Linked DNA regions of Homo sapiens: all the other regions are linked to region 3. A link is an interaction called in ENCODE POLR2A ChIA-PET data of the cell type or tissue named here. Cell type or tissue: Panc1. All regions are shown on one strand.

What was found. ChIA-PET counts read pairs that join two places held together with the same protein. Peaks named below come from ENCODE experiments on the same cell type or tissue, not always from the same donor. Only the 100,000 strongest peaks of a DNase experiment are listed, where the experiment ranks them.
Region 1: POLR2A ChIA-PET joins it to region 3 with 15 read pairs; 6 of 35 experiments call an interaction of 5 or more read pairs at or near these places.
Region 2: POLR2A ChIA-PET joins it to region 3 with 14 read pairs; 3 of 35 experiments call an interaction of 5 or more read pairs at or near these places.

Annotation. Positions count from the first base shown.
Region 1 is chr6:16,768,071-16,770,570 of GRCh38, forward strand. LOC124901268 (a long non-coding RNA gene) reads left to right here. Exons shown (of 2, transcript XR_007059480.1): 1 at 1-2,500. Among named protein-coding and RNA genes, the nearest start is that of ATXN1, 7.9 kb to the left of the region's middle. RefSeq lists an enhancer at 1,048-1,342. In Panc1, no CTCF peak of the experiment used is centred here; a DNase peak (open chromatin) is centred at 1,235; H3K4me3 peaks cover 839 bases; H3K27ac peaks cover 2,500 bases.
Region 2 is chr6:16,697,731-16,700,230 of GRCh38, forward strand. All of the region lies in intron 2 of ATXN1 (ataxin 1), which reads right to left. Among named protein-coding and RNA genes, the nearest start is that of ATXN1-AS1, 62 kb to the right of the region's middle. In Panc1, no CTCF peak of the experiment used is centred here; no DNase peak of the experiment used is centred here; H3K4me3 peaks cover 712 bases; H3K27ac peaks cover 2,500 bases.
Region 3 is chr6:16,397,520-16,400,019 of GRCh38, forward strand. The region is part of intron 6 of ATXN1 (ataxin 1); the gene reads right to left. Among named protein-coding and RNA genes, the nearest start is that of GMPR, 160 kb to the left of the region's middle. In Panc1, no CTCF peak of the experiment used is centred here; no DNase peak of the experiment used is centred here.

The DNA.
Region 1 (2,500 bases), 370 kb after region 3:
ACAACTTGGCATTTTGTTTCCTCAAAAGAAATACATTTTCCAAATTTAAATCAAAGCCAGAACCACCATTTTTTGAACTGAAGGTAGTGGCAGCTGATGGTTTGTGCCTGTTAAGCTGAGGGTGCCTTCGGAATAAGATCATGGGCAACAACAGGCTGCAAAAATAAACATCAAATTTTTATGGAAGGAGTGAAGCAGTGTTCTTTGTTGTTCTAACTTGATGACATTAAAATATGTGGCTATAAGCTCTCTTAGTTACTTTATTTTTCTTGAGTCAATATTGGCCAGGAGAAGCTGATCTGAATGAGGGTCAGAGGTTAAGAAAATTATTTTATGAGGAATTTACCAAGTTTACCCCCGAAGAGGGAGAGTTAGAGAAAAATGCATTGGCAAACTTTGCTTTTTGACATAAATAACTAGAATTCACCAAGGGAACGGCCTGTGTCAGGGTTTCAGTGAGGGTTGTCAGGCAGTTTGATATTTGCAGAACCCCTCTCTGTCAGGCCTCTCCAAAGTTTAACTGCTAGGAGATCTGGGAAGCTCTCAAGACTGGCGACTGAAGATACTGATTTGCTTTGTGTCTGAGACACAGGCATAAAACGATGGCTACTGCCACAGATGCTTTCTGACAGAGCAGAATAATAGCACTCAGACTTAAACTGTACATTACAAACAATCCCTTTTTAAGTACAAAATGAATGCACAGAATGGAAGACCCTGTCAGCTAGAATACAAGTAAATCAAGTAGAAGAAGACAAATTATTCACTCATACCACTACAGCCAAATTTTTATTCTGCTAACTGCACTGTCATGAGAGAGCTTTTCTTCTTTGTCAGATGTTAATATTTATGCCTAGTGTTCCATTATCGGAACGCTAAGCATGTGGGAGTTATTTATATCCTACTGCTCGAGGTCATCGCCAAGGTCTGATTGCAAAAATTCAAAAAATTGCAACCATAAATGGGTTAAGAAAATCGATACATCATAGTTATTACAAATATATGAGGCACTGGATGCATTTCCTCTGAGAGCCAATCAAATTACAGGATATGTTTCCTAACTCCCCACACCTATTCCAGTTTAAAAGTTGTAGCTTGAGTACCAGGAGTAAGAACACGTGAACCCTTCACTCCCAGGGCTAGCTTTTCCTGCTGTCAATTTCATAATTATATTGCTCCGCCCCTTGGCTTAGCACTTCCTTTCCCCTCACTACCTTCTCACCCCAACCCCCAGCAATGAATCATCAGGCCTTTAAAGAGACTTAGACGACCCAGTGTGAACTTCGCTGGCATCCTGTACATTCTTATGCCAAAAAAGGGGAGTTGCTCTAAGACAGAAACTAGCCAGACCCTGATGCAGATCTTGGAGGCAACAAGCTTGGGTGCTTATCTGGGAAGATCAGCGAGGAGTTAATTTTCCTAGATCGCAATGGTGATTCAGAATTGCATATCTTAGTTCATGATTGGGTTTTTAAGAACCCAGTTCGACCCTTTGTACAGAAAGGAATATATCAAAGGGAAAAATGTTGGCAGATCTCCTTATGCAATCAGGGCAAAGGAATTTATACCACATTCAACTCTTTGATTTCTCCAGATCTGGCTGAGGGTGGGGTTTCCATATTTGTGCTTTGGCAAATGTGTCCAATAATTAACTCCTCCTGATATATGCCCCTAGTGTTCTTCCAGGTTATCATGTGCTTATTTGTGCATTTATTAAAACCAGAAACATTTTTGCCCCTTCATTGTTTAAATACTGTGTCTGAGTAATACAGGTTAAATAGACAACAAGAGCCTTGCCTTTTAAAGACTTTACTCCCCACCTAAAGAGGTGAAGGAGATATCATTTAAATAACATTATGCGTGTGCATATACCTTCTATATGGAAAGCCCTTTCTTCTCCTCCCTCCTTTTTTTTTTTTTTTTTTTGCATGGAGATTTTATCCTCATGCTTTTGAGATCCGGCTCAAGCATCAACACTTCTGTGAAGTCTTTCTTGATTATCACAGGAGTCTGCGGCTCTGCCCAATGTGTGAGTCAGAGAAGTGCTATTTTCTTATTCTTTTTATTTATACAATATTTTTTTAAACCTCTAACCGAAAAAAACAGGGCCATAAGCACAGATGGAGAGAGTATCCTAAGTGGGAGCTCTCTTACTTGAATACTTCCTGCTACTCCCAAACCCATTTGACCTCCCTTACAGTTTCAGCGTGCAACTGCGCTTCCTTTGTTTATGCTCCAATTATGTGACTCCCCTCCACTGATCAGTTTTTCATGTAACTTTCCACTGCCCTCTGTTATGAGTTGAATTGTGACCCCAAAAGATACATCGAAGTCCTAACCCCAGTAACTATGAGTGTAGCCTTATTTGGGAGTAGCATTTTTGCAGATGTAATTAGTTAGGATGAGGTTTTACTGTTTTAGGGTGGACCCTAAATCCAATGCAACTGTTGTCCTCATAAGAAGAGAAGACACAGAAACAGAGGAGACACAGGGTAGATGA
Region 2 (2,500 bases), 300 kb after region 3:
CATTTCTTCCTTCTGAGTATTTTAAACTCTTCTAACAAAGCCAAACATGGATTAAACAGCGTTACATAAGTCTCTTCACAGCACCTAAGTTCAAATTAGGAATCAAGTCCCAATAACCAATGGGACATGGATACTGTTTTCACCAATAAATAGCCACCCCATCAAGCTGCCCCATCGACTAGGAAGAGGCCCACTCAGGCACCCGGAAGCTTTGCCCCAGAGAGCAGAATGAGGTCCCTTCCTGAAACTATACCACTGCTCTGCAGACATATCTCACCCACAGTGCTTTCCTATTGCCAGGAGCACCGGGAGGGAATATTTGCCCATTCTAATCATCCCTTCTAATGGCGCAGCAAGAGATCATGCACAGAGGTGACGGGGAAAGAAAGAGCAGTGCCACTACTCTGTGGTTAACTTTTCACCTGTATTGTGAATTAACTACACTCATTATTCATTTAAACAGCACCTAAAGAACCTTCAAGTCTAAACACATCACTCTATCATTAGTGACTGTTGCTGAAGAAGGGCTTCACTGAAATATGATTGTATTAACATGTGAGGAAGCTGAAATGAATTTTCTTTAGAGCAGCTCATAGTACCAACCACTCCCTGCCCCTCCCATTCTCACTCCCAGTAGCTGGGAGATGATGCTTCATTGTTCTAAGCTTAGACTTAATACAACACTGCACTTTTCTTAAACAAATAAACCTTTTGCTAAAGTGGATTAAAACATCTCAACAGCTACGGCACACATGCAGTCATTAAAGACTGTTCAGCATATAGACAGATAATTTCCACAGTGTATGGTTTAAGAAGTTAAACAGAAAGTTAACAGAGAAACTGTTCTTGAAGTATGAGAATGATTAAGTGGAAATGTTAAATTTTCAAGGCAAAGTATTTTTTAAATAACCTCAAAAATTAAAAAAAAAAAAAAAAAAAAGATCTTCACTGAAGCTAAAAAGACATGACCAATGAAGGAAAAGCATTAAATTAGGAGTCTGGAGTCTGGTTTTCAGCCTCAGCCATCAAACAAACAGGCTGTGTGTTGTAGGAGTGGTCATTTAACCGCACTAAGCCTCAAATGTTTCCTCTGTAAAATTAGAACATTAGGTTCAATTAAAGCCATTTAAGCTTTAAAATTCTACGATTGTCCGTCCAATTCAATAAAATAAACTGTATTTAATAATACCTGCTTTTTCAACTAAGCTAATTTTTTAAAAGGCAGAAAATCTAACCAGAAAAGAATAAAAAATGTTTAACTTGTACAACATAAACTTTGTCCAGAAATCAGTATCTGCTCTTCCAAAGAAAAATAGCCTTTTGTTTTCTATTGTTCAGTGTACAGCTTACCACTAAGCAAGGAATAAATGTGGGGCTACAGTTCATCTGTATGTGCCAGCATGTTACTTTCAAGGGTTCAGTAGCTCCACGGCAGAAAGAAACTTCTCTATTACTCACTATTAAACTGCATTTCAAAACCTACAAAAACAGCTCCAAAATTAAGCCAGCAAAATGTTGCTGTCATCCATCTGAACCTGTTAGAAATCTCAAGCTCGTCATAGAATCTTTGACCTCACCATTCAATGTTTTACAAATTGAGTAACTATGTCCCTGTCATTTACTACTAAAATGACAAAAATAAAAATAAAAGGTAAAGAGAACACTGAAGGTTAGGAGTAGGTGAGGATGGGAAAAGGGAAGAACAAACATGTCCGGCTGAATTCAGAGCTAGATTCCAAGTGGGTTTCAGGGAGGACTGAAGTCAGAGAACTGCAAATGTTGTTTCACCATCTGTTTATTCACAGCTTTACCTTTGACTCATCAGAGTGAGGTCTGAAAACTGTTTGTGGGTCATAGTAAAAAGAGTTCTGAAGGACAATGTGACTTCCAGGGAGAGGTAAGCCAACCTACACTGCATGAGCCAGCAGAGCAGACACTGAAAGGTGATAAGAAGAAAAAGAAGCACTTGTTTTTATTAACGTAAGACCTCACCAACTTCCTCAGACTTCCCCAAATGAAATGTCAGACTCGCATGATTCTGAGTAAGAATCAACTGTGTCCCTTAGAAGAAAAACATCCCAAATTCAGTGATAATCGTGGGCCATTCTTTTTGACCAAATAGATTTTGCTCACGAACATTTTTTTAATGTAAATTTCCCAGTAGGAAGCAACACAGTACAGAGTTTTAAAAAATAAAATTCTTAATCCGCTCAGGATGAAACACACTACTTAAAATAAACTGAATGACACCTAAAATGATCCGCTGAATGAAAAGAAAAGCTATTCCAAGTCACAAAATAAACTATTATTAAGCCATGGAAGCTTACTCTGTATTCTCACTCTCCTTTTCAGTGACATTTTTATGAAACACATGTGGTAGGCAGTTTGTGCTTTGCAGCAGAGAAAACTCAAATAATGCTTTCCCAATTAAAAAAATCCTGGGGTCTTCCAGGACCGGCCCTTCCTTGTTCTCCTCCATGCTGGTCAAACTGGCGATCTG
Region 3 (2,500 bases):
TCTCAAAGTGCCACTGTGCCCGGCCGCCAGTAGTAGCTAAACTTTTATCAGCACACTGCTGGTATCCATTCCAACTTTTTCTTAAGTGAAATAGAACTAGGGGAGAACAGTAGGAATAGTCAACTTTCCATGATTACATGTGCAGGTACATACCACCAAGCCATATGCCACCAAATCATTGCTGTCCAGAGTTTCCAACTAATCTATTGCTGATTTACTCCCTCTGTTTATCTGCTACTGAAATCAGTCTGACTCAGAAATGTAATTGTATGTGTGTTGGCAAGAACTCACACAAGAATACTATCTTCAAGAACAAAAACGCCACTGGATATTTGTATCATCCTTCACCACGGCCACAGAATTTGACGGATTACCTCATTAACTCCTCGCAACCATTGCTATGTTGAGTTTCATTGTCCCTGTTTGACAGGTGAGATTAGGTGATCTGTCCAAGGCCACATATCTAGTAAGTTGCATAGACAGGACTCAAATCCAGAAATCCAAATCTTGTATTCTTTAGACTTTACCACAGGTTATTGCTTTTATGCCAATCTGTCATGAAAATGGGACTTTTTTTTCAAAAGGTCAACATCTGGGCTCACTTCTCTCCTTCCTTTAGTTAGCAACGCAGCCAACTTTGAGGCACCCACATCTACGTTTACAAATACGAACTCCACCATCTAAGCTCCCTTCCTGCCCAAAGGCAGAAATTACATCCCCACTGCTGCAACGTCTTAGATAAATCAAATGCAAACACACTTCCACCTGAATTCCTAAAGATGTCCTAGGCAGGTGGGCATCATTAGGAAGTGTTTTATACTTTGTGTCTAAGTTATTCAAACCCAAAGAGAAGCCTAAGGCATCTAATTTAAATTCAAATAGAAGTAATCGTGAATAAAGAATCCAAGTTCTTGCACTTAATGGTGAAAATAATATATATGTATATGTGTATAGAGTTTATTTTACACACACACACATTTCATGAGGGGGAAAACAAACTATATACATACACATATACACGTATATATATGAACATGTGTGCACTCTCTATATACACATACATATGCACAAATACGTGTGTTTTGTGAGTGTGTATGTGTGTGTCTAGTTTGTTTTTCGCCTCCTCCAGGAGTTATACAGCAAAAAAGAAGAAAAAAATCCCTGCCTTTTATCAGATATGTACACATTTTATCCTTGCAATATGTCTAAAATGATTTTATGACTAAATCCTGGGAAAAATGTGAAGAATGCTTGGCTAGATGGCAAGCTTTTCCAGTAAAAACACAACACTGCTTATGAATTGTAGCACTTGGAGAAGACTTTTCAACATGATGTACATTTTTGCTCTAGCTTGAGACTAAATCCTGTTTGGAGGTAGGTTTTCTTTGGCTTTCAGAAAAAGTTGAACCGATTGTACAACATGGGTCTTTGGGCCCTCCAACGTGGACTCACCATGAGAGGACGATCGTGTGCTATTCCATTAAACATGCCTCCGTCTCACGACTCCAGCCAGGGTTAAAACCTTCAGATGTTTTCTCAACACATTAAGCAGAACTAACCATCACAAAGGCAAAAACTAAACCCATCTGTCCCCTTGTCAGGATTTTTGAGATTGTCAATGGACTGACCTTGTGGCTGGAAAACATTTTGGAGGCCGTGTAACAAAAGTTAAATGTGGCAGTGAATGCACAGAGAAATTCTTAGAGGTCACTAGTGAATTACTAACACCATTACCCTGGCAAGAGATGATGGAGTTTCCATTTTATCTCAGAGGTTTGGTGGGTGTATGGTGATGACTTAAAATGACGTTAGGCTACGTAGCCAACACTTTCTTGGAAAGGACTTTCCCTGCTGTTCTATTAAAACTGTCAGCAAATAGGGCCAAGGCGCTCACTGGTCTATGCCGAGGACACCTTAAAGTAATCAGGCCGTCAAATAAAGGCAAACACTTTCTCAACATTTCTAAAGACAGAAATAGCGAAAAGAGTGTTGCGTTCCAAGCATATCAGACTTAAGTCATTTCTGCCTCATGGTTCTAGAAGACAAGAGGTGGAGGTGGCAGCAAGCGGGGAGGGAAGACACATAATTCTCCTTCTAACCCTCTGGCTCTCAACCGGAAGCAATTTTGCTCTGCAAGGGACACCTGGAAGTGTCTGAGGACATTTTTGATTGTCACAACTGCCGGGTGCTACCAGCATCCAGCGCATAGAGGCCAGGAATGCTGCTAAATTTCTCCCAATGCACGGGACACCTCCACCCCCTCCATCTCCCTGCTTCCCCAAATAGGATGATCTGGGCCCCAAATGTCAACAGTGCTGTTGAGATTCCCTGCTCTAAAGGGAAGCAGAAAAGATCAGCTGCAGCCAGAGAATTTTCCATTGACCTTCTAACTGTTGCCTGGGCTCCTGGAGGACATCCTCTGAAGATGCTTGTTTCCTTGACCTAAACGCTAGCCTCACCATGGCCCACAGCCCAGCAGCATCAGCATCACTAGGGAGCA